Linked DNA regions of Homo sapiens: region 2 is linked to region 1. The links are chromatin contacts, found by Hi-C or POLR2A ChIA-PET in ENCODE. All regions are on one chromosome and are shown on one strand. The core of a region is the stretch at or near the end of the contact, and the rest is flanking DNA. Distances in the headings are between cores, read along the strand shown. Region 1 has its middle 16 kb from the start of LINC00456. Region 2 overlaps MBNL2 (muscleblind like splicing regulator 2).

Region 1 (5,292 bases), core at 2,532-5,031:
TATATACCCTGCAGATCTTGGGGCTTGCCAGCCTCCATGATCATGTGGTTGGCAAGTCCCAAGACCTGCAGGGTGAGTCAGCAAGCTGGAGACTAAGGAGATCCCATGGTGTATTTCCAGTCCGAAGGCCAACAGGCTTGAGACCTAGGAAGAGCCTATATTTTACTTTGAGTCTGAAGGCAAGAACAGAGCCAGTGTTTTAGTTCAAAGGCCATCAGGCAGGAGAATTCTCTTTAACTTGGGGAGGATGAGACTTTTGCTCTACTCAGGGCTTCAACTGATTGAATGACATTGAATCTCATCCAGTCTCATCAATGAGGAATCTGCTTTACTCAGTCTACTACTTTAAATTTTAATATCACCAATAAACACCCTCAGAGGATCACCTAGAATAATGTTTGACCAAGTATCTGGGCATCTCATGGCCCAGTCAAGTTTACATATAAAATCAACCATGGGAGATGCCTATGAGATGCTCAGAGGAAGGCAACTCAATATGAGTCTGAGATTCAGAAGAAAGATCTGGCAAGAGTCTTATTTCTACTAATATCTTTCTAACTTGCTAAACATTTGTATACAGCATAGAAGTAGGAGCTCAGTACACAGCCATAGAATTAAATAAATAAAAACAACCACAAAACAAAGAATAAAAATCAGGCGAATGCTTAAGTAGTTAATAACCTTAACTGTTTAATTGGATCCCAACATAATCCAAATACCCAATAATATTATTCTCTAGAGAAACGTTACATTACTGAAAATAAAAATTAGAGGAATTAGAAATACTTCAAATAAAGTAGTAATGCATTCATAGATCAAAGAACACAAACAAATGTTCATGTGATTTTTATCAAGAGAATTAAATAAGAGAAAGAAAGCACCAAAAATGAGCAAAACTGGCTAGAGAAAAAATAGCTAATCAAAAACTGCTTGAACAAATGAAAAACCATCTCTAAGGCAAATGAAAAGAAAACTGGTTATAGCAGAGAACTTTGAGAGATTATCAATACTGTTCCAGGAAAATGAATAAACATTAAACTGAGTTTGACATGTTAATGGAATATACATAGAAACTCAATAACTAGGAACCAGAAATCATTTTTAACCAAAGATGTGTAATAGATAGTCTCACAAAAATATGAATCTATTGCAGAGATTAGGAAGTCATTCTTTTTTCTTCTGATTTAGTAAAAGTGTAGGGGGTATAAGGCAGAATAATCGTGCCTGCAAAGGACAATAATTTTTTAATAAAAATAGAAACACAATATCAAGACAATGTATCTACCTAAGAAATAAAGTGCATTTGTTACTTCAACTAGAGAAAAACAATGAGCTGAGTTTACAGATAGGAGAGTTAATATGGGAGGCATCTGACCTCCCAGTCAAGTAGCAGGCTGAATAATCAATGTCTTTTGAGGTTCTGTGACTCTGCTTTTTAATTTGCAGTATCACTGAAAGCAATTTCCTGGCATTCCAGAATCTAGCTCTAGGGGCAAAGTAATTGGTGACCCTTGGTCTATGTAAACAATCTGAATAACAAAGATCACAAAAGGGACATTAAAGGGACATTCAATTTAAATTGCATCTTTCTAGGCTGCTGGTCCTCAAAGAGGGATCTTCAGAACCATATGGTGGCAAAAGATACCTTGGAAATGAGGACAGTTAAGGAGAAAGTGTGTAAGGAATACCACAGTAATGAGAATTGTGGAAATGTTCTGGTTATTCTTTGTCTCTCCTTCACACCACCTTTCTGTGCCCAGAAATTGATCCCCTATGGACACCCAGGATTCATCACCCGGACACTCAGGAGGAAGACATTTTTCTTCCTCATTTTGAGCATCGTTTCTAGAAGCCACTATGACCTCCATAGCTATAGGTGTTGTCCTGGGCTCCCTCCTCCATGGCTCCAGTAACACTTCCCCTCTAGTCCCCTCCAGACCTAAAGGTGATAATGGCTTGCTGCTGTTGCTAATCTCTGGGTGCCTTAATACCGCCTGTAGGTTCACTTTACTATGCCTACACCTCTAAATAGCCGTCTGTTCCTCAAAATTTTCTGAACCATTTAAATTGAATTCTGCTTCTTTGAATGACAAAGGAGTGCTAAATAATTTTAAAATGGCAACAAAAAGGGGAAGGGCAGGAACTGTATAGCCTTAGAATCCCTAGAATACCTTCCAGGATACTTCAAATGTAGTGCAATCTTAATACTTCTCTGCAGAAATTGTTGGTGAATTATAGGCTGTATGCAAAGATGTGCATTTCCTATATCAGTTGGATCCATGAGTCTCTCAACAGTAATTTCTCAGCCTTTACGGTTTTCTACCTTGCCCACAGAGGATACCAGAGGGGCAGAGCTTCAACCTTGGAGGGCACAAAAGGGTAGATTAGATTATATTTCTTATTGTTTTATGGAATTGATATGAGACACGGCAAGGGTAAGATTAAGGTTGAAATTATTTGAAAACTAATGTTCCTTAGGCTAAAACGAATGCAGCACTTATACACACTTGTCTTGCTGGGACTATAGCAGTCCTTGGAGATTATTCTTCAGTTACCTTTTACTGATGTTGTCCAGTGTAGTACATGTATACAGCAACACTTGCTGTACCATTAGAGAAAAAAACAACATGCTGTAGAATATGAGGCTCTCGTAATTAAAATGGATCCTCACCATGTTACATGTCAATTGGCAATATTAAAAATGTCCAGAATTACCAAGAATCAACCATTAGTGAAAATGCACCTAAAACCTTTTAAAGTCACTTATCACATCTAATTATCTGATACCAGGTATTATAATTATGCTATTATGTATAATTTTAGTACCATGGCTTAGATCATGTTAATTCACCCTATATGCCATATTGAATTTCTAGCCTAAAATTATCAACATACTGATTGCAGCAAGACTAAAAATGAGCAGTCAAAGACAGTTATTCTAAGAGCCTTACAAACAAGCATATTTATTCATTTTTGAATTTATTAGACAATTTTTTTTCTGAGCACCAATTTTGTGCTATGTAAGGTACTAGATTCTGGTGATAACAGTGACAAATAATATGTCCTTGAGGCACACACAGTCTACAGGAGAGCAGGGTTGGGAGAGACAAATGTTCTAAATAGGGGGCCATGCCACAGTAGAGTGAATATGAGGAGCATGAAGGTATGAGTTGGCACCCTTGGGGTGGGCTGGGGGACAACTGAAATCACAAATGAGATGATGCCTGAGTTCTCGAGAACAAGGCACAGGCAGAAGATTCCAGGTAAAAAGTAGTGTCCTGAGACGACGATGTTCCATCGAGAGGTCGCCTCCAGATTGATATGGCTGCATTTGTGTTACCAGAAAGGGGTCCCAATCCAGACCCCAAGAGAGGGTTCTTGGATCTCACACAAGAAAGAATTCGAGGCGAGTTCATAGAATAAAGTGCGAGCAACTTTATTAGAGAAGCAAAGAAAAAAAAGAATGGCCACTCCATAGGCAGAGCAAACCTGAGGGCTGCTGATTGGCTATTTTTATGGTTACTTTTTGATGATATGCTAAACAAGGGGTAGATTATTGATGAGTTTTCTGGGAAAAGAGCAGGGATTTCCCAGAAATGAGAGTTCCTCTCCCTTTTAGACCACATAAGTTAACTTCCGGGCATTGCCATGGAATTTGTAAATGGTCATGGCGCTGGTGGGAGCATCTTTTAGCATGTTAATGCATTACAATTAGCATATAATAAGCAGTGAAGGCAACCAGAGGTCACTTTTGTCACCATCTTGAGTTTGTTGGGTTTTGGCCAGCTTCTTTACCACATCCTGTTTTATCAACAGGGTCTTTATGTCCTGTATCTTGTGATACCAGCCCTGCTGACCTATCTCATCCTGTAACTAAGAATGTCTAACCTCCCGGGAATGCAGCCCAGTCGGTCTCACCCTCATTTTACCCTGCCCTTATTCAAGACGAAGTTGCTATGGTCGGAATGCCTCTGACAGTTCCAGGATTATACAAAGAGATGTTTGTGTATGAGAAAAGGGGCTGAATGGGTGGGCAGGGGTCTTGTTTGCCAAAGGGTTTGACTTGTGCTATGTATTTTCTGGAGATCACTGACATTTTTAATAAGTTTAATTCATTTGGCCACTTAACAAGTATTTAAGGAGCCCACCTATGTACCAGGTACAGTGGTAGGCATTGAAGATATAAAGGTGAACCAAATGGAAAGGATCCCTCTCCTTGTGGAACTTATATTCTAAAAGGAATGCAATGGGGCAGACACTGAAAGTAAAACAATTTGATGAGTAAAGTAAGTACAATTTGTTATTAGTGCTATGATGGAATTATGATGCTGGCATTGAGAATTGTGCATGATGGGAAGACTTTGAGTGGTATGTTCAGAGAAGACCTCTTTAAGAAGGTATCATTGAAAGAAAGATCTGAAAGCTGAGAAATATCCATTCATACACAAAGTCGAGTGAAGAATGTTGTGGAAGGATGTTCCAAGTAACATTATGCCCTGAGATGGGAGAGGAGTTTGACCTGTTGCAGAAACTAAAAGACCAGGGAGGCTGGAGCATAGCGAGAGAGAAGAAAGTGACCCAAAATGATGTGGGAGGTGTGATCAGGAGTCTGCCCTTGGAAGGCTGTGAGGTTCATTGAAGATGCTCGAGAAAGACAGTTAAGGGCAGTAAGCAGTGTGATGACATGGCCTGACTCTGGCTACCCGCTTCTTGACGTCTCTCCTACCACCACTAAAGTCTCAGCCACTGTGGTTTCCTTTCCAGACAACTGCCACATGCTGATCTCTCCACTCCCACTCTTGCCTACCTGCAATCCATTCTCCACCTAGTAGCCAGAGTCACTTTACCTTGATTATCACGTTTAATCCCCACAAAATCCCAAAGGTAGAAACTATAGTTATCTACATTTTACTGATAAAATAATTGAGGTTCAAATATTTTGCTCATGTTTACCTAAGCCAAGATTTGCAAACTCAGTTCAGCTGCAGGATTTGTGCTCTTAACCCATACATTGTATAATACATCCTCCCCATTTGTCAACTTTAATCTCAGTGGAAGCCAAGTCCAGCCCAGTGTCTACCAAACATACTTTTCAGTGTTCTGCTTTTCCACTCTTGCCACATCTCGCCCTCAACTGTCGTAGGGCCCTTGGGCCCCATCAACTTGGCAGAACCAAAATCCAACTAAAAGAGGGTATCTTTGCCCCCAGGCTGGAATGTCTAGGATGGAAAGTGTTTCAGAGAATGCATTGGTCCGCTGGGGAGAGCGGAACTGCTGTTCCTTTCTCACCTG
Region 2 (5,245 bases), core at 1,577-4,076, 140 kb before region 1:
AAGAAGAAATATGCTAGTGGGTTGAGGTGATGATTATTTTTAAAAGCTCCACCTAATAATATGTAAATAATTCTGCCTTTTAGAAAGTAAATAATGTACATTTAAGAGAACAAACCTTGTTAAGTAATTTAAAATTCTAAAGATTTTTCTTAGAATAAATTGTACACCAAATTGGACCTGAATGCTTCTTTTCATTTGTTTGGTTGGTTGTTAATTATAGATGATTTTTAACCTATTTGATTTCAATTTGCAATTACATATTAATGCAGTCTTTTAACACTGAACTTAACTGTTGCTTGTCACACTTTTAACATTGAACTATGCTGTGTCATGCTTGTTCTCTGTTTCTACATTGTGGGTGACATTCTTCTTGTCTATTTATGACCCTGGATGGATTATTTAACATATGGGAAAAATGACAACCTATGTTTAATAAACATACTTTTTCTTTATAGCAGTAACAGAAAAATATCTCTTATGAAAAGTCATTATAGAAAAGAGTAAATTATTGATAGTTTGTGCAGGCAGTTATCAGACAGGCAGGAAAGCCTATTTTCAAAGTGGCTAGAAGGGGTGGTTCTAATGGTCTTAGAGGGGTCCTGGCTCAGTACTCCCACAAGATGCTGTTAGATCTCTATGGCTCAGACGTAAAATCCACTTTGGGAGAAAGTTGCAATATGAGGTCTGAATGTGGGAAATAGATGGCAGTTAGAATTTTTTTCTTCCTCTACTGTCAACAAATGTTTATATGTGTATGTTACTCACTGAGTCATAATTATAGAAAGTTATGATTTTCAGTAACTGTAGCTTTTATAATTTAGTACTACTGGAGAAAAAGCCAAGTGATTTAAATGGTTTACGGACTATGTAATGTTAGGATTTTTAAAAAGAATCAATTCTGAAAGGTCATAAATCACAGCACATCAGTGATTCAGTGGACTAGCTCTGTCAGAAATGCCTGGGGGAGATTTTACAAATAGTGATTAAATTCTGACCCAGTAGATCTAGGCTGAGACCTTGATACTTGAATTTTAGAAATTTTACTAAATGATCTGATGCATGGCCAAATTTGGGGAGCATTGTCATATGTGAGGAGTAAAAATAGTATTAAAAAACTTGCACTAAATGTGTAATTTAACCCAGAGACTATCAACGTAAACATTTAGATAAAAGAGCCCTCCCCCATACTGCCATTTTTATTTTCTCTGGAAGCAAATTCTCAACCCTCCCAGCCCACAGATCATTTGATGCTAGATCATTTGAAGCTAGGGTTAGTGTGGTACCATAAATACGGGTTGTACTTTGCTTTGTCGATAGGATTGAGAACCTCAAAACTCATTTCCCAAAACCATTTTGGATATCGACAAATCTATTCCAATTAGGTAACTTTTGTCTTCAAAAATATATGTCACTTGTTCATCTGATTTCATAGTCTAAAATCAATGTCCCAGTATGTTTTATTGATGATGGCAATAACACAGTTCACAGAGAAATAGTAATATTTTAAAGTAAAACCATAGATTTTAGACTCAGAGAGGCCTGAATTCAAACCTAGCACTCTGACACTTACTACTCATTAACCTGGGGAGGAAATTAACCTCCCTGGGCTTTAATTTTCTTATCTGCAATGAGTAAGTGAAACTACTTAGCTGAAAGGGTTGGGCAGAACAAGGCGCTATTGCACTCCCATTTCCCATGGTCAGAACTCAGTAAAAAGCAGCTCTCATTAATACTGTAAAAATCAATGTCCATCAAGGTTTTTTTGGCCTCAAATTATCTAACAGTTCTGCAACAGGGATGTAATGAGCATAGCAGTATAGTAAGGGTATAAAAGTGAGTAAAAATATAGCAACAAATTTCCCTTTCCTTTTGAAATGTGGACTGAAAAAAATATTTTCTGTCACGTGAAACTGAAAGTTGCAAGTTCATAGGCCTTACGAAGACAGACGCAGTTGGATATGTTCCTTTTTGATGTAGCATGTTTTTCATTGAAGTTGATTAGTTAAAAAATACAGTTACGGTGATTTGCAGAGAGGCTCACTCCGTGTTAATATTATTGTGGATAATAATGCTTTACATCTGTGAAAGGTTCTGGTAGTTCTCAAGGCATTCTCACACTTGTCTTCTTTAATCTTCTCAAATCCATGAGAAGCAAGTGCGGCAGCAAGAATTGCTCAGCCTTCCAGGTGAAAACAATTTAGAGGAGAGCCACTAAATGGATAACCCAAGGTCAATGCTGCAAGGCAAAGTCAAGGCAGAACACCCGGGACTCCTGGCTCCTAGTCTGAGGCCATGTCCACTCTTCTGCGATTACTAGATTTTGTTGGTTATTTCTTAAAACAAAAGAGGAAAAACAACGCCCCCCCCGCCCACACACAAATCAGTTGCCCGTATGTTTCTGGAGAGAATGCAGAGAGCGTTTGGTGGAGAGTTGCACAGGAACACGACCCACAGCCAGCCTGGGCCTTCTACAGACAGGAGGTGTGAGGTGTGGGGCCTGCTGCCTTGGAAAAGTGGTTCTCAGATCCTGAATTCAAATTAAACTCCCGAGGTAGAATCTCGGCCAACAACGGATCCCGGTGTCTGAGTTTGGTTCTCAGCTGGCGGCTGAGAAAAGAGAAGGGCAGCACCTTCCAATGATTCTGTTCCTGGAAGCGCACCAACTACAGCTTGGGAGAATTAGCCCTACAGTTTCTGCAGAAGTGCTGTTGCCAGGCTGTCTGAGACAGGATCCATTTGGTCCACGTCATCTCTCAGCTCAAAGCCACAGCTAAAAAGGCCAGAGGACAAGATTCGCGGGAAGCCTTCTTGAAGAAAATCGCTTCTGAAATGCTGGTCTTGCGATTTCCTGCCCCTGTTCTCTACTCCACCTTCCCGTGTTCCTCTCCGCAGTCTTCCATGCCCTGCTTTCCCTCCCAGGACATCAGGTCCAGGTTCAAAGATGACAAACACACCCACACACACTCACACACACAACACACTCATATACACAACACATACTCATACACATTCACAACACACTCCCATACACTCACACACACAACACACTCATATACACAATACATACTCATACACATTCACAGCACACTCCCATACACTCAACACACGTACACTCACACACAACACACTCATATACACACTAGCACACATATATACACTCACTACACACCTGCATGCACACATATACACACTTGCACATATACACTAACTACACATTCATACTTACGTACTCAACACACTCTCACGCAAACATGCACATTCTTTGCTATTTTGTAGCAGCAAGGGGGCTTAGCCAAGGGTAATGGCCAAGTGGCCCGAGGTATTTCATGGCTCAAAAGTGCAGTCAGTAGGCGAGAATGCCGTCGTCCCACTCGTTTAGAATGCGTCTGCTTTAAAGGGTACGTGCCTGGCACTCACGCTAAAAGGCTGACACACGGCGTCTCCTAAGCCTCCTCCCTCTACTGCCAGAAGCAGCTCCGGAGGGCACAAGACTCATGCAAGACTTGTCCCTCGTGGTTCTTCCACCTCCATCCTCCTAAAGGTCGCTCACACTTGCTTCTTTATCTTGAGTGCACATATGAAGGCGGTGCGCGCTCTGGGAAGGGAAGGAGGGAAGAATTCCTGTCCTATTCTATCAGGAATTGGGGAGAGAAAAGCTGCTAGGAGGAATAAATGAAGGGGACTTTTCAAACACTGTGAATTTGAGACAGAAGGGTTGTCAGGGGAGAGAAAGGCTTGAATTTTCATTCCCTTAATAAATATTTATTGGTGCAGACATGGTGCCAGAACACTGTGTACATTGATTGAACTGAAGCCCTAATGAGAAAGAAGAAAACAAACAAAATTACAGTTCATTTGTATGGATAAGCAAAGAAGGAGGAGGGCTCGCTGGTAGAGAATGCTGGGGGTTGCATGTGGGTTACAGGGGTGGACCTGGAGTCCTTATGAATGAGGTGAGTTAATGTGTGAAAAGCACTAAGACATGGACAGGCCAGCAGAGGCAGAGGCTGGGACACACACGAGCTGTGTGTGTTCACCCAGCAATGTAGGCAGGGTCGTGACCAGATCACAGAAGCCATAGGTCATGATCAAGGTCAGAGTTTCGGCTTTGTCCCAGTAAGATGGAAAAGCATGGAGGGGCACATAAGGGAGTGACAGGATGCTATTTATGTTTTAAAAAGATTCCTCTGGTTGTTGTCTGTGGGATATAATGGAGTAAAGCAAGAGTGGATATTGATAGATTAGGAAGTAAATGCTTTTATGATATTTTGATAAAAGGTTGATGGTGGCTTAGATGAGGGAGCTGAGAAACAGGGGAGTGGATGGGGTTCAGGGCAGATATGACAGGACTTGCTGTTGAACTGGATGTCAGTGAGCCACCTATACTCTACTAGGTCACTGATTCATTTCTGAGACTGAATTAATTTGTTTCTAGAGTTGATAATTTTTAAACATGTCACAATTTTTATTCTAATACTTCCAGTGATTTCAGGAAAGAGTCTGCTAGGTTTTGGTTTTCGATTGCCAGTTGATAGTACCATTTATTAAAATGGGAAGAATTTGATTTTGAACGGGTCAAGTTCCTTTAAGAAATTTAAAGGTGAGGCCAGTAGAAAGGTGGATATGTGAGCCTGGGGCTCAGAGGAGAGGTTGGGCTGGATGCATACTTTTGGGGGTCCTCAGTCTATAGATGATTGACAGACACAGGAATGGATGAGACCACAAGGGAGAGGACAGATGGAAAGAAATATCCAGCTCTTGGAACCTCAACATATGGAAGAGGAAAATGGTGGGCAAAGGAGACGGAGGAAGGAGTGTTTAACAAAGGAGAGATTCATCACATGACTTGAGCACCGCTGAGAGGTAGAAGAAATTGTCTTAGTCCATTCTGGCTGCTTATAATAAAATATCATAAGCTGGGTGGCTTACAAACAACTGAATTGAATTTCTCACAGTTTTGGAAGCTGGAACCCCCCAAATCAAGGTGCCCGCAGATTTGATGTCTGATGAGGACCAGCTCCCTGGTTCATAGACAGTGCCTTCTTGCTGTGTCCGCACATGGCAGGAGGGTGAGGGGTCTCTCCCATGTCTTTTCTTATAAGGGCACTGATTCCATTCATGAGGGCTCCACCCTCAGGATCTAGTCGCCTCCCCATAGGCCCTTAGAGGTTAGGACTCAACGTGAATTTTGGTGGGACACAAACATTCAGACCACAGCAACAATAAAGGCAAAAAGTGACCGTTG

What was found. A loop is a pair of places that touch in the nucleus more often than their neighbours do. ChIA-PET counts read pairs that join two places held with the same protein, here RNA polymerase II (POLR2A).
Region 2: a map with no recorded cell type shows a loop between it and region 1 (2.6-fold over the local background). The contact joins two enhancer-like sites. A Hi-C loop is called at or near these places in 1 of 37 single-sample maps with no recorded cell type. POLR2A ChIA-PET finds 5 or more read pairs at or near these places in 1 of 52 experiments (CD4-positive, alpha-beta T cell).

Annotation. Positions count from the first base shown.
Region 1 is chr13:97,193,185-97,198,476 of GRCh38, reverse strand. It overlaps a transcript of MBNL2 not described here. Among named protein-coding and RNA genes, the nearest start is that of LINC00456, 16 kb to the right of the region's middle. Within about 2 kb of position 3,781, at least 3 of the 41 ENCODE cell types and tissues checked have a DNase peak (open chromatin) inside an H3K27ac peak, as active enhancers do.
Region 2 is chr13:97,336,997-97,342,241 of GRCh38, reverse strand. All of the region lies in intron 3 of MBNL2 (muscleblind like splicing regulator 2), which reads right to left. Among named protein-coding and RNA genes, the nearest start is that of RAP2A, 95 kb to the left of the region's middle. Within about 2 kb of position 2,826, at least 18 of the 41 ENCODE cell types and tissues checked have a DNase peak (open chromatin) inside an H3K27ac peak, as active enhancers do.